Regions from separate parts of the Mus musculus genome. Here region 1 is linked to region 2. The links are chromatin loops, found by intact Hi-C in ENCODE. Cell type or tissue: heart. All regions are shown on one strand. Links, peaks and the distances in the headings refer to the core of each region. The heading gives the core; the rest is flanking DNA. Region 1 has its middle 37 kb from the start of Gm36597. Region 2 holds the start of Gm24221 (a small nucleolar RNA gene).

What was found. Hi-C counts contacts between places; a loop is a spot of excess contacts. Peaks named below come from ENCODE experiments on the same cell type or tissue, not always from the same donor. Only the 100,000 strongest peaks of a DNase experiment are listed, where the experiment ranks them.
Region 1: it touches region 2 in a loop (1.9-fold over the local background); 2 of 42 quality-filtered maps call a loop at or near these places.

The regions. Positions count from the first base shown.
Region 1 is chr2:148,201,018-148,213,979 of GRCm38, reverse strand. No RefSeq gene overlaps it. Among named protein-coding and RNA genes, the nearest start is that of Gm36597, 37 kb to the right of the region's middle. In heart, for the core only: no CTCF peak of the experiment used is centred there; no DNase peak of the experiment used is centred there; H3K27me3 peaks cover 470 bases.
Region 2 is chr2:148,143,943-148,156,904 of GRCm38, reverse strand. Gm24221 (a small nucleolar RNA gene) reads right to left here and starts at 5,762; the gene lies at 5,443-5,762. In heart, for the core only: a CTCF peak has its summit at 8,247 (motif pointing right); a DNase peak (open chromatin) is centred at 7,304.

The DNA.
Region 1 (12,962 bases), core at 2,575-10,574, 58 kb before region 2:
CCCAGTTGTTCGGGACCCACATAAAGACCAAACTGCTCATCTACTCATATGTGTGGGAGGCTTAGGTCTAGCCTGTGTATGTTCTTTAGTTGGTGGTTCAGTCTCTGAGAGATCCAATGGTCCAGGTTAGTTGACTCTGATGGGCTTTCTGTGGAGTTCTTATCCCCTTCAGGGCCTTCAGTCCTTCCCCACAATTCTTCCATAAGAGTCCCCAAGATCCTTCCACTGTGGATGAATGCGTCAGTCTGAGTCAACTGTTGGGTGGAGCCTCTCAGAAGACGGAAATGTTAGACTCCTGTCTGCAAGCACAACAGAGTATCATTAATAGTGTCAGGGACTGGTGCTTGTCCATGGGATGGGTCTCAGGTTGGATTGGTTATTGATCAGCCATTCCCCCAGTCTCTGCTCTATCCTCCATGCCTGCATTTCTTGTAGACCTAATAAATTTTGGGTTGAAAGTTTTGTGGGTGGGTTAGTGTCCCTATAGACCCACTGGGGTTCTTGTCTGGCTACAGGAGGTGTCTTCTTCAAGTTCCATATCCCCATTGATTTTTGGGTGTCTCCCTCATCCCAGGTCCCTGCCTGGTCCTAGAGATGCCCATCACCTCCCCATGACTGTCAGATGCAGATTTCCATTCATTCTCATGGCGATGTGACCATCTCCTATTCCTCTCCATATCTGGTCCTGAACACCACATTGCCCTCCCCATCTCCCACACAGTTCTCTCTCTCCATCTGCCTTTTATAACTATTTTATTCCCTATTCTAAGTGAGATCCAAGCACCTTCATTTGTGCCTTTCTTCTTGTTTAGTTTCTTTCCATCTGTGGATTGTAGCATGGGTGTCTTAATTAGGGTTTTACTGCTGAGAACAGACACCATGATGAAGGCAACTCTTATAAAGAACAACATTTAATTGGGGCTGGCTTATAGGTCCAAAGGTTCATTTCATTTTTAGCAAGGTGGGATCATGTCAGCATCCAGGCAGACATGGGGCTGGATGTTCCACCTCTTGTTCTGTAGGCAGCTAGGAAAGAAGACTGGCTTCCAGGAAGCTAAGATTAGGGTCTTAAAATCCAGGCCCACAATGACACACTTCCACTAACAAGACCACACCTATTTCAACAAGGCTATACCTCTTAATAGTGCCACTCCCTGGGCCAAGCATATTCCAACTATCACAAAGGGTATGCTGTATTTTGTGACTAATATCCATATATACATGAGCACAAAGTCCTTAGTCATCAGGAAAATGAAAATCAAAACAACTCTGAAGTACCATTTTATACCCATAAGAATTGCTAATATCAAAACGTCAAAAGATAACACATGCCAGGGAGGATGTGGAGCAAGGGGGGAACACTCCTCCATTGTAAGTGAAAGTGCAGGCTTATACAATCACTTTGGAAATCAATTTGGCAGTTATTCATAAAACTGGGAATAGTTCTGTCTCAAGACCCAGCTATACCACTCCTGGACATAAACCCAAAAGATGCTTCACCATTCCACAAAGATATTTGTTTATAGCAGATTTATTTGTAAAACCTAGCAACTGGAAACAACCTAGATATTCCTCAGCTGAAGAATAGATAAAGAGAATGTGATGACTCTACACATTAGAGTACTATACTATACTAATCTATACTAATTATCTATTAAAAACAAAGACATCATGAATTTTGCAGGAAAATGGTTGGAATTTGAGAATATCATCCCAAGTGTGGTAACCCAGTCTTAAGAATCCTTTAACTGGGGAGCGGGAGAGATGACTCAGCAGTTAAGAGCACTGGTTTCCAGAGGGTAGGGTTTAATTCCTACCACCCACATAGTAGCTAACAACTCTTTGTAACTCTAATCCCAGGGAATACAACAGCTTCTTCTAGCCTCTTTGAGCACTGCACAAATGTAGTATACAGGCAAACACTTAGACACATAAAAATAAATAAATCCTAAATATGTGTGTGTGTGTGTGTGTAATAAATACTTATATATAGCTTATTTAATCCTAATCTGTACAGGAATAATCAGCTATTTGGCCACAATTTTCTGCTCATATGAGCAATAGCTGTCCCTCACCTACAATGAATGTAGCCTCCCTTTCACACTAGTGCAGCATAGGCAGATGCCTACAGCAAGCTCCGGGGACCTGGTAGCTGCACACACCAGGCAGGTGTCTCAGTGATTTAGCCAATAGCACACAAAAGAGCCATGCCTTATATCATCTGCCTTCTTGTCACATACTGACCACCTGCCAAATTCTAAATAGGGTTTGGGAAGGTTGTATGTAAGTGTCTATGTTAGGAAGCAATTTATTATTACAACAAAATATCTGAGCTATTCAATTTTTAAAGAGGAAAGGTGAAAACTAAAAAGTAGCTAACACTTTGGGAGGTTTGGTTTACAACCAATTGGACCTGTTGCTTTGGGACATCTCAACAGGAAATGCATGGAGGAACAAAATTGCTCCCCTTGGTGGCTGAGCAGCAGGTAAAAGAGAAGCAAAGACAAGGATCTCAAAGTCTCTTCCAGAAGCAATCCTCCAATGACCTCAGACCTCTCACAGGGCCCCATCTCTTAAAGCTTTCTATAACCTCCCAGTAGCACCAAGCTCTTGGCCACACAGGTCTGTTGGGACCATCTTAAATCTAAATTGTAAAAGAGCCACTGCAGCAGGAACTAATGAGCCATTTGCAGACAAGTGATCTTTTCTTCTCCTTGTGTTCTGTTCACTGTTACACACAGGCCTGAACAGTTCTTCCCAGGCTAGTCTCCATTTTGTATCATGGTGAACTCCATTGTCATGAAACTTCAACTTAGGAAGGATAACTGTTCTTTGAACTGTCATAGCTTTATGTAGATTTACAACTTTTTTCTGTTTCTGGAATCTTCCAACCCCCACTTTCCACCACCCCCAACCCCAGACTTTCAAGAGATGTTTGTGTTCAGTAGAAATTAGAAGCTTTGAAAGGATTCTAGATTCAGACAGCAAGGTCTAAAATAACTCTTGGTGGGCGACTGTGAAATCATATCACTACAGACACAAAATACACACAGACACAGAGGAAATAAAAGTTCTCCTGGAAAGTAAGCTTGACAGAAGCCCGACTCCAAGTGTCCCTGACTTCAGACCCCATTGTGCTTGCCTATTCCAGTGGAAGTGAAAAGGTCTATACAGTTATCCAAAGTGACCGTTCCATGAGAATTTTCTTATTTTTTATTGTCCTTTCATTTTTTGTGTGCAGGGTTTTTATTTTTATTTTTATTAAATTAATAAAATTTATTTTAAAATATACAACTCAGTATTGATATTTTTAAGTCATCGAAAAATTTTATAATAGATAAATGTCTCTTAAATATACATGATATCTTCTGAAGCTAAAAGTAATATGCACTCAACCAGTTTTTAAAATCTATTTGGAACATTAAACATGATAGAAGTAGAAAAAATATGCTATGAAATCCTCTATGAAAGGAAATTGTGAAAAGTTCCTGATTAGACAGAAACCATTCCATCTCCAAGGGAGAATCCACAGCATAACTGTGGCTTCGTAGAATGAATTGGGTAGTGTTCCTTCTGTTTCTATTTTGTGGAATAGTTTGAAGAATATTGGTACGGATCTTTGAAGGTCTGTCCATGAGATTTTTTTATATCTAAGTTATTTGATGTTCATGGTAAGATTGGGCTGAAGTCAGTGCTAGAATACTGGGTTAGTGTACACAATGCACTGAGTTTGATCCCCAAAATGGCAACAAACAAACAATAAAATAGATAGATGATAGATAGATAGATAGATAGATAGATAGATAGATAGATAGATAAAAATAAATGATAGCTTCAAGGCAGGTGCAATCCACATGTACCGTGAAGATTGAAGACTACAGAAACAGAAGGTCAAGAGAGGCCCAGGTTACATGGGGAGGGGCAAGCACAGTCCAAAACACATCAGGAAGAGACACTGCTTGATCATGTTGAGGGGGACAAGTAGACATTTCCCAGGTTATATGAGAGAAGGGTAGACACTTTCCAAGGCACATGAGCAGAGGAAGAGACTGATCAGGTCACATGGGGAGTATCATGTACTTTCCAGGTCACGTGGGAGAAAAACAAAAACTGCCGATGTATGTGGGGAGGGGAAGGCACTATCCATGTACTTGCAAGAAGGATAGATAATACTCAGGCCACTGAGTATAGATAGAGAGAAGATATAGAGAGAAGGGATTAGTAGAGGCCACCTCCTGGCTATCCCTTGGGCCCTAGAGGCCTTTCCCTACTACATTATGACACAAGATGGTGGAAACAATTTTAGAAGCTTTAAAATTAAGTTAATTGGCCAAACTATTAGAAGCATATCAAATGTAGTGAGTTGTTTGGGGTAGTAGAGGGTCTGCTCCTGACAATACGAGATTGCAGGCCCCAAGCAAGTAAACTCTATGTAATACACTTCCCACAGCAACAAGTTGAATTACAGGCATAGGACCTCCTGGTGAGGCCTCTAACTTTTGAGTGGACACTGAGGTTCTACTTCAATAGATGCGAGGTGGTATGGGAACTGGAGAGATGGCTCAGTGGTTAAGAGGATTTGCTGCTCTTACAGAAGACTCGGGTTCAGTTTCCAGGACTTATATCATGGCTTATATCCATCTTTAATTCCAGTTCCAAGGGATCTAATTCCCTCCATGGGAACCTGGCATACACCTCATGGAGCCACATACATGCAGCCAAACACTCATACACTGAGTAGAAACAGAAATTTGAAAGGACCCACTGAGTTCGTTCCTCTCTGATTAAAACTAAGAACCTGACAGTCATTCTGTGATATCACAGAGGCCAGTTTGTGGGATACCTGAAGCTGGCTCACTCCCCATTGAGAATCAATTGTCTTCCCCTGTGACTGACTCACTGAGACTCAATATATGGTGCTGATGAGCCTCATGGGCCATCTGAATTATTTGTACCTGAAAAACTCCCAAACAAATCCTTGAAACCACCAGACTTAGTAAAATTCTACAAGACTGCCACTTTATACGAGGGAGGACAACCCAGAATGTGGCAGCCTTTCTCTTCAGCCTGCAGATTTCCTTGGGTTTCTGAGTCTATCCACACATAAAGGTCTGGGTCAGGAGAAACATAGTCACAGAGCCTCTCAGGATCTTGCTTTTCTGATCTGAGAAATGGGCAGAAGAAATGAGTGCGTGACTCTGATCTGTAGGGGTTGCAGATGCAGGTCTTCTTTCCTTTTAAGGCAGTTATCTTTCCTTTTAAGTCTAGGATTGTGAGAAGTCTGGCTCTTATTTCTGGTTTTTCATGGTGTCGAACCAATATAGGATTCTGCTTGGAGCATTTTGTTATTTTAGATCCACTTTCACTGCAAACCCTATTCTTTGCTGGGTGACATTGACGAGACTTGAGGATCTTCCTTCTTTACTCTATGTATGTTTCAGGAAAGTAAAAGAAGGCAGGAGTCACATTTATGTGACTGTAAATACTAGAAAGAAACAACTTCCTCAGGGAAGAATTTGCTTAGGCTCATGGTTACAGATGGCTTTAGTCCATCGTGGCAGGAAGAAACAGCTGAACAGGTTAGTTCATGGGTGACTGATGACCCACAGCAGATCAGGAAACAGAGAGCAGAACAGGAAGTACGCAGAGACACGAAGTCTGCAAGCATGCTCCCCGCCCCTGTGACCTACTTTCTCAAGCTAAGCCCTAACTCAAAAAGATTCGACAGCCTCTCCAAATATTGCCTTCTGTTAGTACACAAGCATTTAACACATAAGCCTGAGGTGGAGGACATTTCGTATTCAAACATGTCCAATGATATAAAACCTCCCAGTGGGCCCCACCTCAGAAAGGTTCCACCACCTTCCAACAGAGCCAGAAGCAAACCACAATGAAATCACAGCTGATTCTAGTATTGCTATCAGTCATTTTAGTGGTGTGTGAATTACTGGATTGTAATGAAGTTTGTTTCATCACAATCCTGAACTTGAAGTTACCTATACACAACTTGTGAGTAAGACCTCAAGGTCTTACATACATTATTTGACTTGAAAGCAGCTTTTAGGTGAGCTGGTCTCCAGCTGCTCATTGCTTCACTCCTTTCTACCTGGGATTTTCCTCCTTGCCACCACTGCCTCCTCCTACCTTCTTTCCTTCTCTTTCCCTCTTCTCCTCCTTCTTTCTTTTCTTCTCTGCCCCTCTTCCTGTGCCTATCTGTATGGAGTGAGACTGCCACAGCTTGCTGCCCACATCCATGGGGTTTGGGCATTGGGTGGCTGCTTAAGGCAGACTTATCTTCATATTAGTAGGCCTTGTTGAGGATGCCATTGTCCTGGAGCCAAATCTGTCTCTTATCTTATAGCTGCCATCCATGCTAGCGATGGTCCTTTCTTTTAGGCTTTGATGTCCAAGATGACTCTCTTATTTCCTCTTGCACTGTCTGTCATTCCATTTTCTTCACAGGAGTCTCCATGATTTCCTTTAAAATTGGATATCTTCCTTCCCCTGGCAGAAATGGGTTGACCACACCCCCTAGAATTAACCCAAATGCCACTCTTTATTTACAGCCTACTTCTCATTCACATTTGAAGTAGCTTGGGACCATATCTACTTTATCAATATAAAATCAAGTGAGCCCCATGAGGTTTCCAGCACAAGCCAATAAGAAAGAACAGAATATAGATGATATAGATATAGATATAGATATAGATATAGATATAGATATAGATATAGATATAGATATAGATATAGATATAGATATAGATATAGATATAGATATATACAGATATAAATAGATATAGGGCAGTTCAAAACCTTCTGAAGTGTCAGACTTTGTAGGCAGGGGTCTTTAGATAATGAGAATACAAAATATGCCTTTCTAGAAGAGAGAAGAGAATCTTAGAACATGTCCATGAAACATTACAAGTGAAATTGTCACTGTGACTAAAATTGTCTTTGAGGGAATAAAAATCAAAGGATAAGAAAAGAATTAATCCTTAGCAGGCAGGCAGGGTTTTTTTTCTTTTTATATCCTGATTATGAGTCATTGGCAGTGCTCTGTGTGTGGAAGTGTCCCTAAGTGCCTCTCCTTTGCAAGAGCAGTTATTTTGAGCATTCTTCACTTAAAAATCAAGTGGCAAGTGCTGCAAGATTCAAAGCCCAGGTCCTATCAGTGTGTGGTTTCCCAGAGGCTGGGCAGTGGGAGACCACAGCTGGGAGCCATTAGACATGCAAAGGAGAGGAAAAGTGCAGGCCACCCTGAAGTTTCTGCGATCTGCTAACACTGGCTTAGGCAGCTGCATGTGAAAGGCATCCTGTGTTCTTAGTCTCTAATTACCCAAATGAAACTGAATTTCCAAATACAGAAGAGGGACTCCTAGACCCAAACAGAAGCCAGAGCTCAAGTGAGACAATGACTACCACCAAATATTACTACTCAGCTCTGTGGCATGACTCCACTTCCTTCTTCCTTGGATTCTCTTTGAGAGTCCACAAGAAGCATTTTGCAATGCATGTAGGGAAACATGATTAATGAAAGTAAACTTTTTAAAATAAATGGGACATAAAGAAGTATATCCCATTAATTTTAAAAAGTAGCCGAGAGAAAAAAAACTACATAGAATAAAGTCAAGTGTTCTACAAGTGAGCATATTTTTGGATTTGGGTTCCCCGGCAGCCCATGAAAGAGAAAAGGAGCAAAGAGTAAATAGCATAGATGGCTACCCTTTGACGGTTTAACAATCCTACTGCAGAACAGCCTTCCTTACTCTAGACACACTGACCCAGCTGCAATACAGGCTAGGTTAAACAGGGCTGGAATTGAGCACCATGCCTTCAAGCCAACGAGCTAACTTCTAGCAAATCCACCTGGCAGGCTTGACTCTGCTGACTTCCGCAACCCTGCCCTTCAACTCTGGTGTCTTAACTTAAAAATGGGAATATATGTCCTTCCGAATCTATAAAGAAGTGGTTCTAGGAACCTCTGAATACCAAATTGACCTTTGCAGAAAATGGTCATATTTTTTTAAATTTTATTTTATTTGTAATTCATTTTTTGCACTCTATATTACACCCCTACCCCTCCCCATCCTCCCTCCGACTGCTCCACATCCCACACCTCCTCCCCACCCAACTCTGTCTCCACTTGGATCCCACACATATCATTTCAAACACTTCCTTGTGATAACTTTTTGTAAATACTTGTTCTACTAAATTGGGTAAGGAACAATAAGAAGACAATGCTTATATTTTCAACTCACCCAGCACTGTAAAACTTTTCCCTTTGCAGCTGTCTGAGTACATGAACAAGAATCCTGCAGATACAGAGGACCATGTGATGCTAATACCACATATGTTTGATAAGTTCACAGAATACTTGAAGGGTCTACCATATGGTACTATTGACTAAGTATGGATGAGATACACAAATCACACCTGTCCACCCTCAGGGAATATACATGTTTGTGCAGTCAAAACATAACTCAGTTTTATGGTAATAAGAGGTGGTCTTATAAGATTGAGCCTCCCTACCCCGAAGCTGACAGTGACTCAAATACATAAGCAGTTTGCTTGGGTATCCCCAGGCAACCTCTCAGAGGAGAAGACAGTACATCAGAAATAAAGACAAGTAGTTGTATGTCACAGGATGAAAGAAAGTGATCATCAAGTGTCTCGGGTAGAAAAGAGACAAAATTAGAAAGGAGTATTCTCTACCAGTCTCTGTTTCTCTGTTGGATATGGTGCCATTTAAAGTCACGATTTCCATGTGTAGAAGAAACAAAAGTATAAAAGTGCCTGGAAACCATAGAGCAGAAGCTAAGAGAGTGGATGAGCTGGCCACACTGATGGACAGGGCAGGATGGCCATTAGAACGAAGTCTGCTAAACCTGGGACAGTGATGTCAATGCCACAGTCTCAGAACTTATCATCTCAACTCTTGACAGTGTTTATTCCATTTCTAGGATTGTGCATGCTCAAAGAAATCTTTGCTGTACTGGGCTCCTATGAAGACCAATTTCTTTTTTTATTGAATTATCAGGGGAGAAAAGACATTTTTCTTTGTGAATGCATGGCAATCAACCTGACATGCTTTCTGCAAATTGCTGTTACATATTTCATGTCTCTGGGCATTATCTATCCTTTTGTTCTAGTTGCATGATCATCAACTACCTTTGTTATTATTTGCATCTCAGTGCCCTGACATAGAGACAGGGATGTCCATGGATGAATGAGTGGTTCAGAACTTGGACAGATACAATCCAGGCTGGGACTTCAGGTAGATTCTGAGAAGTCTAGAGTCTATATAATAACTTAACCCAAAGTCTTGCTTTTTCTCATGATAAATGAGTGCAATATCTGCATATCAACCCAAGTCTATTTTGATAATTTGAGTCATATTTTTTGTATATGTGAGAATTTTATACACAGAAATGCCCTGTTATTCCATTTGATTATAGCTAATCTTGGTGTTCTAGTTTAAAGACATGGAAGGAAACACAGAGAAGCAGTCTAGGATGATAGAGAAAGGAAAGCAGACACCCGAAACAGTGAGAAAGCAGCAGCTATAGTGAGGATGGAGTTTCCACAAACAAATACAGATGTTAGCAGCTGCTGGCATGCTCTATTGTAGCACCTTGTACCACAAGCCAACAGCTGCTGGAAGCAAGCATCTGTGAGTGTCTGCTGGCTTTCATAGTCCAAGTGTGGTCATCATGTGAGCTGGGCAGAGAAGGTCCTGTAGAGTTAATTCTGTAGAGGAAGACTTCTGAGGCAGTGATGCAGCAGTGGATGAAGGCCGGTGCTACTCCCTCCATTATGCGGGCAGGGAGAGGCATCCTGCATATCACATAAGTCAGAACCCTGGCAGCCCTGAGCCTAGGAAAGCTGGCTGCACATCACCACACCTGCTAATGTTTTTTTCCCCATGGTCTTTTCCATATTCCCACTTTCCCCAAAGCTAATTCCGGGTCTGAAGTAAATTCTAATCCTGAAAAACCCAACCCAAACACCATTACCCCAAATGTTGAGATCCCGAAAGAGAAAAATTCTCAAAGCCTAAAGTCCCTAAAAATCACAATCTCAAGAAGTCTAAATTCTGGGCAGCAAAGTGGCTCAGAGCAAAAGTGTTCATTGCACAAGGCTGAGAACCAGAACTGAATCCCCAGAGCTTACAGTGGAAGGAGAAAACCAACCAAGATCTGTCCTCTGATCTCCATGTATACATCATAGCAAGTGTGTGCCTATGGAAGCATGTGGGTATACACACGTGCATATGCAAAAAGCAAGAAAAAGAAAAAGAAATAAAAATTCAGTCTCACGTCCTCATCATCTAAATAATGAAAGATGGAATCTTAAAAACTCACTTCTGTGAGAAAAAAAATGAAGAGGGGGGTAGAAAGTAGAAAGCCAAACATTGGGGAGATTAGCCAGTTGAAAATGAATATTTGTCTGCCTTGGCGACCCTTCTTCCAGCTAATGAATCCCAGCAGCTTCTAATGGATTAAAACCACATTTGCCTAAAGGGACCTAGGAAGTCATTGGCTGGTTGAGAAGTAATTATGTGCCTGGTAGGATAAGAAGTCACTAATGCAGCTGCTTTAACAATTCAACCTCTAGTGCTGTCCCCAATAAATCTATGGCCTGTATGAGAGAACACGTGAAAGGGTATACATTCACCCCAAAAATAAAGCAGCAGGACACAGAAGATAGGCAATTGTAGTCAGAAATGCTGTCTTCAGTTACAAGACTTACAGAGGAGCAGTGACAGAAAATGATGTGGGCCAGTCTCCTGGGAAAGTGATTCTCAACGTGTAGGTGGTGACCTCTTTGGAGGTTCAACAACCCTTTTACAGGGGTTGCCTAGGATCACCCTGTGTGTCAGATATTCACATTATGATTCATAACAGCAGCAGAGTTATACTTACGAAGTAACCACAAAACAATTTTATGGTTGAGCATCACAACAGTGTAAGGAACTATACTAAAGGGTCAGAGTATTAGGAAGATTGAGAACAACTGTCTTAGAAGACAGACACTCTGAAAGAAAAAAAAAAAAAACACAGAAATTTCTCAAGAGGGGAAACTCCAGAGCAGTAAAAACTGACTAACTTTTATGGACAATCTGTACCAAATCACTGATAGTCCATCCCTACAATGGACTTTCTCAAATGTCAGATTTTCTTTTTAATTGTTTTTTTTTCTTCTTTTTATTATTTATTTTGTTGCTTTGTTTTTATTCTATACAGGGTATCACTATGTTGGCCAGGCTGGCCTCGAGCTCACAGAAATCCACCTAAGTAACCCACCTAGTACCTCCCAAGTGCTGGTATTAAAGGTGCGTGGTACCATGCTTGGCTCTTTTCCCCCTTTTTAAAGTTATTTTCCTACTTCCTAGTGGTCGGCATTGTTTAAAATTCACTGTGCTGCATTTTTCTTCTTTGCTCCATTCAGATCCTGAAGGTTAAGTTGTGGGAGGGATTTTACGAAGCTCAAGTTTACATTCTACTAATTTGACTTTGTGTGACTTCACTATGACATTGTTGATTTTGTGTATAAGTTTTGACGTTATGGGTACAACTGCTGAAATTCCCTTGATACTTCAAAAGATGTGTCCTGAGTAGATCTGCATTTGCAAAGATAAAAGGTTCCCAGAGCTCAGTTTGGAGCATGGGAAGGGGTCGCCCTCTGGGACTTTCAAACATCTCCTCTAAAGGACATAGGTACTCATTCGAGTCTTCATAGATCCACAGTGTCCAAACTGGGTCTATAACTAACCACAGAGGTCCATGCTTAGACATCTCAGCTTCTGGATCCTTCATGAATAGGAGAGATTGTCTGCTCCCGACTTTCATACTATGCAATTATCATTAATACATCTAAGCATTTATGCTTGCAAAAATATGTATATATTTTAATACTTGTTACTTTGCTTGTAGCTGTGACACTATGCATGACAGAAAAACATTAAGAGAAGGGAGCTCTATTTGGCTAATGGTTTCAGGGACTATGACCACCATGGTAAGGGTAGCATAGCACTTAGGCTTGATCCTTGGCCACAGCATCGTATCATGGCAACGGATAGAAAGTAGAGGACTTGAGTCAGAAGTGTTGCAGATCATATACCATAGAGGCCTTTTCCCAGTGGCCTACATCTATCAGCCAGGCTCTCAAAGGTTCCAAAATGATGCTTCCACTTGGGAGCAAAGTGACCAGACACATGAGTATGTAGTGAACATTGTAGATCCAAACCCTGACTCTTATTAGATTATATGAGGGTTTATATTTGAAAAATACAAGTATGGGGTTAATTCCTACACTATTTTATAAAGTGCAATCTGGAGTACCCTGTCATGTTTTGCTTAAGTAAATTCCTCTAAAAATGTAAACAAACAACTTTTGAAGAATCTTACAATTTTCATAGAACTATATTTTCAGAATTTTGGACTTGACGGATTTTGATCTTTTAATACTTCAACATTTAAAATTTGACATTAAAAATTATATCTATAAGATTATTTGCCATACTTATTGAAACCACCTCCCAATTAAACGACTTGTGCCCAATCTCAGAGTCAGTTTTATAGGAAATCTCTATAAAAACAGATAACTAGTTAAGTAAAAGTATTTCAGATGACCAATATATATCTGGATTGGAATGTAATGACTTGAATAAGATATTTTCTTTTTCTATGAGAAAAGGTTAGCATGAAGATAACTTGGTCTCCAGCTGTATTTAGTGAGTTTCTGGAGACTTCAAAGGGAGAGCGGCTTAGCTGGAAGAAGTTGCTTGACCAGGGTGTGTCTATGAGAATTGTGTCTCTTCTTAGCTCACTCCCCTTCCCTCCCTCCCCTCTCTCTTCATCCTTTTCAGGTGTCTCCTCTGATTCTCTTTCATGTCCCTGTGACACTCTTTTTTCTTGAGGCTGTCTTCATCTCCGGCTTGCTCCCTGTCTCTTTGTACTGCT
Region 2 (12,962 bases), core at 3,230-11,229:
AATACAATGCAACGATATTTTAATGGAGCCTTTGACACTTGAAGGTGAGAACTTTTCAAATTGTGTCACCATGTCCATTCTCAAAGAGTTTTAAACATTAGCGCATCTTGCAGTTCAGATTTTCACATGCAACATGTTCATTCTGTGTGGAACATTCTGAACGCATGAAAAAAGAAGGTTGAAAAGTTGTGTTTCTAGACCCGGACCACAGCCACCCATCTAACAACTTTGAGGTATCGTGGCCTCAGGCTGGGATATCTGTATTGTTCACTATGTATTAGCTGTCTAATTTGGGAGAAAACACTGCCCTGAAATTTAGAACATAAAACAGACAAACATTTACTATCATGCTCAGTTTCTGAGGGTAAAAAATTTGAACATGACTCAGCTGGTCACTGGCTTGAGGACTCTCATGGAGATCTAGGAAGGATGCAGTTGCTGGGCTTCTGGAAGTGGTCTAAAGTTGACTCTTACCTGTAGGCTATGTGGACTTCTCCAGAGGAATACCAGACAGTCTTCCAACAAGGCAGCAGGCTTCCCCTCCTGGGAACGGTCCAAGACTATGTCAATACGAAACACAGCTCTCAGCTCAAAAGGAATAAGAATTTGTTCTGGAGCCAAATGACAGTAATCAGAGCCAAAGAACAGATTCAGGTTGTCCTTACATGCCACATTCTAATGTGGAAATGGATTCATGAAGTTTTTGCAGTTATAGGACAAGATAAATTCATAAATCACAGCATTTTTTCAAATACATTGGAGCTAAAGACAATCCAAGATAAATTGGCTATAGACCTGCAGCATTCCTACTTAACACAAGTCAGAAGTCTTAATCGGTCAAGCAGCATTGTGGAATATTTAGCATAGGTAAAACATTTCTTTCTTTCTTTCTTGGAACATCAGCCTATACAAGGGACAGAGTAAATCAGAAAGCAGCATCTTTTTCTGACCTAGCTTTAGAAATGACACCGCCATATAGGCCTCATTTTGTGTCCAGCCAGTCACTGAGTTCAGTCCACACTCAGGAAGGAAGAATCAAGTTCAGTCTCTTTCAAGAAATCTGTAGATGTGCTTGGAAGTCATCATCATGTCACCTCAAAGTCCTTTGTCATCTGTGTGGGTAGCTTTGAAATTTAAAATTGTCATAAGGATTCTAAAGAATAGCAGGAGATAGGTCCTTATGAGAACTAGAACTTTTAAGACCCCTGTCAGGAACAGTTTTCTCCATACTGTGTCAGCCGAATTAAAGGTAAGAAACTTACAAAGAAGTTTCCAGAAAGATTCCACCATGCCATGATCAATACCTGCTTCTAGCAGAAACACTACAGCCCGCATGTTTTAGCTCCACAAAGAATCCTCAGATGTCCTTGTCACTCAAAGTTTTAGCCCATGACTTATTCCAAGAGTCAGTGTCTGTTTATCCAGAATGGCTAAGAAGTCTCAGCAAAGAGCTGGGGCAATGATCCAGTCCATAGCATGCTTGCTAGACTCTATCTTTATATTCTACTTTATGTTTTGAGATAGAGTCTCACATTAGCCTTGAAGCTCACTGATTCAGCTAGCCTGGCTGGTTGATGAACCCTGGGGATTTCCATCTCTATCTCCCCAGTGCACGGTTAACAGGCATGTGTCACCACACTTAGATTTTTACATGGGGGCTGTGGGTCTGAACTCAGGTCCTCGTACTCCCACTGAACTCTCTTATACTACAATGTCCATGATACTTTTCATGTGGGAGTAATTGTAGCTTTGGAGATGAGGGTAGAGCTGACATATCAGTGACAGATACATGTAGACACATCAGAAAACTCCAGTGCAGTTCCCACCATCACTTCCCACACAAGTGACCAGCACATATCCTTGGCCCTCTCTTCATAAATCAGAGCAGGAGGCCCAGATGGTACGGTATCCATATCATTTTCACTGACCGCGGTGTCCTTGAAGAGGTTGAGGTAGGGGAAACATTTGAGAAGTGTTCTTCTTCTATTTCTGTTAGTGTCCTGTAAGATAAAACACGATGCCCAGTCTCTGAGCATCACTTCAGTAGGCATCAAGCACAGTGGAAGTGGGGAAACAATAGCAAAGAAATTGAGGAACTGAGGCTGATTCAAGACATCAGATTTCCTGAGGTGGTTTGCACAAAGTAACAGGATACAAAAGCTCTGTTTGTTGGCTATTGTTTGAATGACTGTCACCACTTCCCCAAAAGACCCATATGATAAAGACATGGTCCCCAGTCTGTCATTTATTCACTAACCACTTTGCTTTCTGGGATGGAGTCCCTTAGTAAACCTACAGCACACTGATTCAGCTAAGCCAATGGTTCTCAACCTTCCTAATGCTGTGAACCCCTCAACACAGGTCTATATGTTGTGTTGACTTCCAACCATAAACATATCTTCGTCGCTATTTTATAACTGTAATTTTGATAATGTTATAAACCATAATATCTGATATGCAGGATATCTGATATGTTACTTATACAAAGGGGTCATGACCCACAGGTTGAGAACCACTGAGCTGGAGGAAGCCTAGCTTTACTGTACTGACTTCTTACAATCCCAGAGCAATGGGGCCATCCAATCTGGTGCTGAGAAGTCCTGGGAGCCAAAATAAACCTTTCTTCTTTCAAGCTGATTATTTACGGTATTTTGTCACAGTCACAGAAAGCTGACTACCACACCATTTCAATCGGCACTTCAGTGCTGGCAAGAATGCAGGCTAATGTTTGGCACCTGTGAAACATAAGTGAGGCTTTCAGCATTCCTGTTCTATAGACACTTTCATAAAAGTTTTATTTGTTCCCTGTGATGTTCAACGTAATACACACATCAAGTAAGCCATGGCGTCTGGCCAGGGAACACATTCCTTCTTTAGAAGACAACCCATGTGCCTGTCCAGAATTGCAAATGCCTTTCCAGGGAGAAAAGGGTGATGGGATGCCAAGGAGAAACCCCTGGACTTTGGAGCAATGGCTGCCATGTCCCATACTAAGAAGCTATCTTGACATCTGGGCACTGAGATCACTTATCTCTTTAGACTGATCATTATCGGTCTACATTTCTAAACCACTCTAGTTTTAGGAGAAAATAGAAACTGCCCATTCATATGTACAAAAGCAATGCTATCATTAAAAACTAGCTTTTCCCTCTCTGGATCAACAAGCTCAAGTGTGGGAATGGCATTAAGGCTTGGTCCTCTGCAAATAGTGGAGTCTGCTTTGAGTACTAAGGAGCCTGTAGCCACTTTTAGCACCCTACCTGATCTTCATTGGAAGTCAGGCTTCTCATGAATTTGACATTTTCTCAGCTATTTTGAAATACATAATTTTGTTATGGTTTAAATATGAGATATCCCCTATAGACCCGCCTGTTAGGTGCTTGTCCCCTAGCTTGAGGGGCTGACTTAAGAGGTTTTGGAAACTTTTAAGAGGAAGAAACTTAATGGAGGAAGTGGGTCATTGTGGACAGATCCTTGGAGCCTAAATCGTGGTCCTGCCTTGCTGTTCTTCTGTGTGTCTTTCTCAGCTTTCTGTCTACCTGATATGAAAAAAAGTCTCACTTCATGGTCCTACCTCAAGATGTTCTATCCAACATCATGGAACCAAGTGATCATAGACTGAATTTTGATACCATCGTCAAAAAAGAACATATTCTTCTATTAGATTGTGGTTCTTGAGTATTTTTGTAACAATCATGCAAAAGTCATAAATACAAATGCACTATAATTAATTATAATAACTCTGCTGTATGACAGATCTCAGAAATCCTTGTTTAACTGACATGTCAAACCCATTGATGCTCATCTCCCCATCCTCCTCACCATCCCTGGTTCCCACTCACTCTATGAATTTGACTATTTTAGATTCCATACAAATGAGATGCACAGTCTGACTTCCATATCTGGCTTATTTCATTTAGCATCATTCTTCCACTTTGCCACTGATAAATGATGTCATTTTGCTAATTTTTGAAGTTCTAATTTATTTACAATATCTTTCCCTTCCCTATCTTCCCTCCAAATCCTCTCATACATCCCTCCCTTCTCTTCTTCAAATTCATGGCCTCTTTTTCATCAATTATTCTCATATATACATATATGTGAATGACATGTATACATACACACACACACACACACACACACACACATATATATATATATATATATATATATATATATATATTTGTATATATACATATATTCCTAAATACAACCTGCACAGCCCATATGATGTTACTTGCATGTATGTTTTCAGGGCTGACTGCTTGGCACTGCACAGCCAATTGGTGTACTCTCCCTTGGAGAAAATCATTTTTTGCTCCCAGATTTTCTGATTTACCTATAATTCTTTCTTCAGAGTTGAGACTTTATGGGTTTTTCTCTGCCCAACTTGGCATGCTCATTCGCATCTACTATGTGATTTTTCATAAAGCTAAAAAGCATTTCACATAAATGTGTTCACACACATGCACACACAGAAAGCTGCAGCACTAACGCTCTTGCTTTATGGAAAATTTAGGGTACCACAGTAACATGATGAAGATACTGTTGTTGCTTTGTTTCCCTGGGAAAGTTGGGAAAGCCATTCCGTTGTGTCTTTATTTATTCTTTCAGAAATATTTATTGAGCACTCATGGAATACTAGACAGAATGTCCAGCACTATCAATAAAAATAATGAAAAAGGCCAACAATAGAGCAGAAAGTGTGTTTCTGCGTTTAAATATGTGTGTATTTATGTAAATGTGGGAGGTGCACACATGTTATCTGCTGAGCAGAATCCCAGAACAAGCTGGAAGTTGACACCCACAAAGCCTGGTGGCCTCAGTGCAGCCAGGTCTTCCTCGTTTTCTCAGAGCATTCTGCAGGGAGTGAGTCCCTCTGGGACCTCATCTCATGACACTCCGGAAGATACAATCATCATCCTCCCTGCTAAGTGTCAGCATCGTCAAACAAGAGCTGCAGGAACTTTCACTGATGACCAAGTCTGTGAGGGCGACAATGAAACTAAACAAACTGTTCCCACTAGAAATGCAAATCTCCCAGATTCTGCCTCTCAGAGTCCATTCAATTCAAAGGAAAAAGATCTCACAACTGGATGTAGGCAGCTGTAGACCAGCTAAACTTACAGAACTTATAGGGCAGAAATGGCCTTAGAGTAAAATGGCTTGCTTCCCATTGAGGGTGATTTGGGGAATGAGTTTTTCTTCAAGAACAGCAGATGGATGGGACACAGAAAACAAAGGTCTGTCAGCCACATATACAGAGAGCAGAGAGGCAAGCTGTTTAAATGGACCAGTGCTTTTGCCTCCAGATGTGGCAAGCTTTGCCTCAAAGGCTACAATTTGATTGTGTGCAGATTTGAGTCTAACAGTTCCAGACCTATTGTTTTATATGTTAACTGAAAAACTTAATCCAAATGTGTGCAATCTATTTTTTCTTGCAGCCATGAGACCAAATATGCACACTTCATCTGTCAGTGGCTATGACACAGCCAAGTCCTTTGAGACCAGTGACCCTGGTAACTTGAGTATGGCCTGTTTCGACTTCCATTCCAATTTACAACTTCTCCATGGCAACTGAGGAATCACCTCAATTGAGTGAGATGGTTCCTAGTAGGAAAATGTTTGCTGGTCTGCACATAACTTGCAGTAGATGCACATAGCTCTGTCCCTACCAAGATTTACAGACCTGGTAAGGTAATTCTCTTATTTGGCTTGTAATACAAATTTTGTAAAACACTAATTTTGATTCTGCTTTTAGTTTTTCCCAAAATGGAAATGTCTAAGCTAAGTTTATTTTTGGTTATAAAACTAATACATGCATACATTGTTCCTGTCAAAGTCTGAACACTTGATGGAGCTAAATTCTCTACTGAAAACAAACCCAGTTCCTGCTGTCTCCTCAATCAGGAAAAATATTCCTTTCCAAACTTTTGCTACATTCTCATTCCAAACACTTGATACATGCTAAACCCACAAACTCACCTGGACCCGTTCCTTTGCTTTTGTCTATATGTGAAAATTGAGTTTCCACCTAACGTTTGCAGCATCAAATTAAAGGTCTTTACAAAGAGCTGAGGTGTCTGCTATGGTTTTAGTGCTTATTGCATCCCAAACCCATGTTGAACTTTAGTTTCTTTGTCTGAGTACTAAGAAATGAGACCTTAAGAGGTGACTCAGACATCAAATCTGTGCTCCCGTGAATGAAATTGGTACCATCTTTGCCTCTTTGTCCTTTGCCCTCTACCATGTGAAGATGAAAGATCTGTCACTTGGGGGGTGGGGGCGAGGCATTCAACATTCCAGACAGAAGTGGAATTAATAAATCAGCTAGCGCCTAATGTGATGCCCTATTGGGTATCATCCCTCTCACAAGATGGTCCTGCCTTCAGAGACCTCTGTCTTGAGCCTCCAGAGAGGAGCGCTGCTTCTGGCCCATGGGAGTGTCTTGTAAGGGTTTGTAGAAAAATAAGGAAAAGCTAAGTAAGCAATGATTAGACTAATCTAGGCAAAGGAAAAACTTTAACATAGTTTCCCTACATACTTCTTTGACTAGAAAAATATAAGGTAGAATAAAGTCTGTAAATACACCCCAAACAGCATAAAGTAAAATTTATCTGGCCCAGTAGGCCATAAGATGCTTTAGTGAATTATGTGAATGGATATTTCTAAAATCTACTTCATGAAAGTTCAAGTGTCTTGTGGTCTTTAGGCATAATTGCTTATCCTCTGTCAACATGAAGCTCACAACATTCAGTGCTTTCAACAGGCCAGCAACTCACTCTAGGCATCCCTAGACAAACCTTGCCTCTTCACTTGAGAGATGATCACTGGTCTAAGGAAGCAGAAAATATGGCCGCAATGAGCTCTTGGAACTGAGTGCTGTATATTCCAGGAGTGAAGCATCCCTGGCAAAGAAAATCCTGCATGCAGAAGGACCTGGCTCATGTCCACCTGTTACACAACCTGGAAAGATGAACAGCATCACATGTTTACAGAGCTCCTTCCCTAAGCCAAGCATGAACGTATATGGCTGAGACTCATTCTGCAGCACTCTGGTCTGGGTTCCAGCACACCAACTCTCATCTCCTCCCAAGATGGACTATTCCATGATGGCTCATGGATATGACTACAGATCTGCATGAGAATGAGGGTAGGCCAAGTTGAAGCTTGCATTGTCCTGAATAACAGTGGCCACAATGACCTGGTAGCTTGGGACTGTCCCCTTCTGAACCTTTCCAGGCTACTCCCTAGCCATCCCTCCCCCATCATTCCTGGGAGTGGACAACTTCCCTAGTTCTGAATGTCTTTTCCTTCCGCTTGGGACACCTCACTTTTCCTTCAGGAAAGGCAAGTTCCCCCAGGCAGGATGTTCCCCACCCAGCAAAGCAAGTCCTTGAGAAGCCTCAACACTGATGGCAGCTTCAGACTCACAGGACTATTACAGTGGGTGCATAAGAATGGGCCTCATCAGAGTGATAATATAATAAAGTCACAGAAGCAACCATTCTCAATTTGTACAGCAAAAGCTATTTTAGAGACACATAGAGAGTTCCCTAATCATGTAAAACACACCAAATAAACTAGGGTTGTTTTGCATTCTGCCTTCCAATGTTCTTCACAATAGCTACTCTATCCACAATTTCACATACTCTGGTTTGCACTCTTTTTCTTGGCATCCACAGATGCACGACTTCACAGAAACCTTCCAATTATCTTAAAGATTCCATCCTTTCTTCTACATTGCTATGTCTTTTTTCCCCTTGGTAGTGCTGGGCACAGAACCCATAGCCTAGCACATATAGGCAAATGATCTATTCCTTACCATACACATTCCCTCTATGGAATTTCTGTTTTTATTACATTTTCCCTATTCTTGTTCTTCCCAGGGATTAGGCCTCCTCTGAAGAGGCCCCATGCATGATCCCACCCTTTCTAAATTCTCCAAGGACATTCATTATCTTGCAACTGCCTTATGTTTAATTTATGTTCTTTAATTTTTCAACTGTGTGGTCCTAACTAATGCATCTGGTTCTCTGAGAATGATATGTTCTCAATACAGGGAAAAACATTTATACACACAAGAACACTCAGGAAGATAGCCCAACCTAATAAACAAAAAATAAATATGCAAAGTAAAATAAACAGAAAAGAAGTGTGGCCAGTGAGCACATAAAAAAAAAAAAAAAACACATCCCCCATCACTAGATGGCAGAGTGAGGTCAGTCAGGTCTACTGCAACCAGAAGGAGTCAGTGTAAATGAGCTCATATTCAATTTGTGCAAAGGAGAAATCTGCTTGCAATAGAGAAAATAAGGAGAGAGGAAGGAGGAGAATGGAGAACAGGCTGCAGGGGACTCAGATAAGTGAGATGTAGCTAAGAGTCAGCAGCTGTGACTAAGCCTGCAGTATCTACCAGCAGCCTGTCACCAGGGCTAAGATTCTGGCTTCCCTGGTTACTGGGACTGCAGATGGAGCTCTACACTCAGGGAAGGCTGGCTCAAGCAGGACACCATCTTGGCAGTCCATGTGCTCTAGAGAGGGTGGAATTGGGAAACATGGCTAAGCTGTTAGAAATAGTGTTTGTTCAAGTCCTTACAGGTCACAGTAGAGGCCTAGTAAGGGCTTGGGCAAAGAAATAATCTGTCACCATATAAAACCAACCATTTCTGGTGAGATGGCTCAGCAGTCAAGAGTACAAAGGATACCTCTCCTGGGCATATACCCAGAAGATGTTCCAACTTGTAATAAGGACGCATGCTCTACTATGTTCATAGCAGCCTTATTTATAATAGCCAGAAGCTGGAAAGAACCCAAATGTCCCTCAACAGAGGAATAGATACAGAAAATGTGGTACATTCTCACAATGGAGTACTACTCAGCTATTAAAAACAATGAATTTATGAAATTCTTAGGTGAATAGATGGATCTGGAGGCAATCATCCTGAGTGAGGTAACCCAATCACAAAAGAACTCACATGATATGCACTGACTGATAAGTGGATATTAGCCCAGAAACTTAGAATACCCAAGATACAATTTGCAAAGCACATGAAACTCAAGAAGAAGGAAGACAAAAGTGTGGATACTTTGTTCCTCCTTAGAATGGGGAACAAAATATCCATGGAAGGAGTTACAGAGACAAAGTTTGGAGATGAGACAGAAGGAAGAACCATCCAGAGACTGCCCCACCTGGGGATGCATCTCATAAACAGCCACCAAACTCAGACACTATTGCATATGTCAGCAAGATTTTGCTGGCAGGACCCTGATATAGCTATATCTTGTGAGGCTTTGCCAGTGCCTGGCAAATACCCTGGAGGGCATCATCCTGAGTGAGGTAACCCAATCACAAAAGAACTCACATGATATGTACTCACTGATAAGTGGATATTAGCCCAGAAACTTAGAATACTCAAGATACAAGATACTATGTGCAAAACACATGAAACTCAAGAAGAAGGAAGACAAAAGTGTGGACACTTTGCCCCTTCTTAGAACTGGGATCAAAACACCCATGGAAGGAGTTACAGAGACAAAGTTTGGAGATGAGATGAAAGGATGGACCATCTAGAGACTGTCATACCCACGGATCCATCCCATAATCAGCCTCCAAATGCTGACACCATTGCATACACTAGCAAGATTTTGCTGAAAGGACCCTGATATAGCTTTCTCTTGTAAGGCTATGCCAGGGCCTAGCAAACATAGAAGTGGATGCTCACAGTCAGCTATTGGACGGATCACAGGGCCCCCAATGGAGGAGCTAGAGAAAGTACCCAAGGAGCTAAAGGGGTCTGCAACCCTATAGGTGGAACAACAATATGAACTAACCAGTACCCCCTCCCCCCCGGAGCTCGTGTCTCTAGTTGCATATGTAGTAGAAGATGGCCTAGTTGGCCATCATTGGAAAGAGAGGCCCCTTGGTCTTGCAAACTTTATATGCCTCAGTACAGGGGAATGCCAGGGCCAAGAAGTGGGAGTGGGAGGGTAGGGGAGTTATGGGGGCAGGGTATGGGGGATACTTTTGGGATAGCATTGGAAATGTAAATGAAAAAAATACCTAATAAATTAAAAAAGAAATGTAAATGAAGAAAATATCTAATAAAAATTGTTTTTGAAAATAAATAAATAAATAAATAAATAAATAAATAAATAAATAACACAGAGGCCCTGAGTTCTGTTCTCAGCACCCACATCCAGCATCCCTAAGGGATCTGATTTCCTCTTCTAGACTCCAAGCCTACCCTACACTCAGGTGCACAAATCCATACATAAGACACATACATGTATACACAATTTTTAAAAATAAGATAAATCTTTAAAAATAACCTTAAAATGAAAGAAAGATAGCATACACAAGTATTTCTCACCTAATATAACCAAAACAATGGTGTTACAGATTTTGTGTTGTTCAGCTACTGGAATATTCAGACATGCATTATGTGACATCCACGGGATGGGACTCAAGTCAAAAGACAGAACTCACTCCTGCTTCCGACGCATCTGTCCACGTGGCTTGGAGGGAGTTTTATGCTATTTTCGCATAATAAGCTCTACAATACTTTGCTCAGCATTTAGCACATGAAAAAGTGCTGTGGTGTGGTGTTCCCCATTGGTGTGTCACAGTTGTCTTCAGAGAGATTTGAGATCTGCAGCTCCACCCGTGTCCAGTATTTTTAAGGGCCTGGGATAACTGGAACTCCCACTTTGAAAACTGCAAGGAGGGTTTCTAAAGGCTAGAATGTACAGGTAGTCTATTAAGCTATTTCAGAAAAGAGGGTTCAGTTGTAAAACACAAGGACAAAATGACCAGTAGCAGAGCTGAGAATAACAGCCCATACAAAAGCAATCTATATCATATGAATGGCAGAAGAGTTTATAATTCACCAGGGGATTACTGAAAATAAAATGTCAATCACACCAACACAAATGAGTCTCACAGACAAGACACATACACCAAAAAACACCTGATGAGAACTCCCAGGAACAGGTAAAAATGCCTGTTAAGAGGAGCCCGGCTGTGGAGGGGTGGGCTGACTGCAGAAGCAGCAGGAGCCAGAAATGTCCCTGGTTGATGATAGACTCAGAGGTCAACATGTAACACATTGTTAATTAGCACAATCAAAATCAGTGCACAGTACAGCTGGCAACTGTAACCTTGGAATGAAGGGAGAGTGTGACTTGCCCACTAGGAACATTACACACAGCTTGTTTTGAGCCTGTTTTTCAAACAAAATACCTTTTGAAGGCATTTGTGACACCATAAAGTCAGAGGAATGCTCACTGGATATGATATAAGGTGCTTAACACATTACCATAAACTCCCGTATCACAGGAGTGTGTGCTTATGTTCTTACCAATCAGAATACAGGCTGGAGGACAAAATGTTGTATGAAGTTTACTTCAAATTTACCCCCAGTGGCTGAGAGACACTGAAGGCACAGGTCACTCTCCATCAGTGATAGCTACATGAGAGTGCATTTTCACTTTTGTCCTAAGTTTTCCATAATAGATGATCTTCTACTTTTATCCTTACTATCTAATATAATGAAAATATTATATGAGCACAGAATTTAGAAAATAATATCTAGAACAATGCCTGTGTGCACTGAGTTCAGATCCCCCCTCCTAACTAATTCCCCTGTAATGATATTTTTTTAATTAAACTTAGTTAGCTTTTGGAAAAGCCAGAAGGAAAAAACAAGACTTGGGATAAAGTTCTATTTTAAGGCAGAGCCTGTCTTGCTTCATCTTGTGAGGAACTCAGCAATATGAGCATATGAAACAATGCCAGGTTATCCCACCCCTGCCCTTCCTCCTCCTGACCCAGCCCATAGGATCATCCCACAGGGACAAGAGAAAATAGACTGATATCCCTTCCCTGAAGGAAGATAGTTGCTAGCCTAGCACATCCCTGAGCTGGTTGGAAGCTTCCCTCCTGGGGCTGGAACTAAGGAAATCTTCCTCCTGCCAACGCCCTGGAATTGTTATGGATGGACCTTATTAGCTCATCTTAACCTCCACCCAGGCTCCCTCTTTAAAAAAAAAAAAAGAAGCCCAAGGATACTATTAACACCATCCATGGCATCACCTCTCTGTGACTGTCTCTACAGCTTGAATCTTTATACTATGCTATTTCTTTCTCTTTTTTTGATTGATTGATTGATTGATTGATTGATTGATTGATTGATTTATGTGAGTACAGTGTAGCTGTCCTCAGACACACCAGTATAGGGCATCAGATCCCATATCTGATGGTTGTGAGCCACTATGTGGTTGCTAGGATTTGAACTCAGGACCTCTGAAAGAGCAGTCAGTGCTCTTAACCACTGAGCCATCTCTCCATGTACTATGCTATTTCTAAATAGAAATGTTTGTTGCAGGGATGCTGCAAACCTGAGGCTCTGGGGCAACTGTAAGTCAGGACTCTGATGGGGTCTGTGGACCATGGTGTTTGAAAACAATAGCGTGAAGTATGTTAACATATAGAGAACTCTGAGCAGACTCAACTAAAGTAAAATATAACAGCTAAAAGCTTTACTTCTGAATACTAGGTAGGTAGTACAGAGCACTTTGTGGGGACCATCACAGAACATTCTATCACATTGCTTTCTCAGTGTACCCCGTCTATAGTGTACTCTTGAAGCAGTGTTCTGGGGTCAGATACATATGAGTTTCAGCACTTCTGTGAACACTTGAGGTCACATTTTGAACCTATTATGTGGAATGTGAGGCCATGAATCTCACAGAGTAGTTCAGGGACCCGAAGCAAGAGCAACAGACCTCGGTGAATGTTCAAGATCAGATTTTATTTGGGGGTACAATTTCTAATAGCCAGGGTGGCTTGAACTTACTATGTATCTACAAAGGATCTTAAATTTTTGGCCTTCCTGACGCGACTCTTGGGCTAGCATTACATGTGTGCACCTCACGCCTGCTCTCACGTGGTGCTGAGGAGT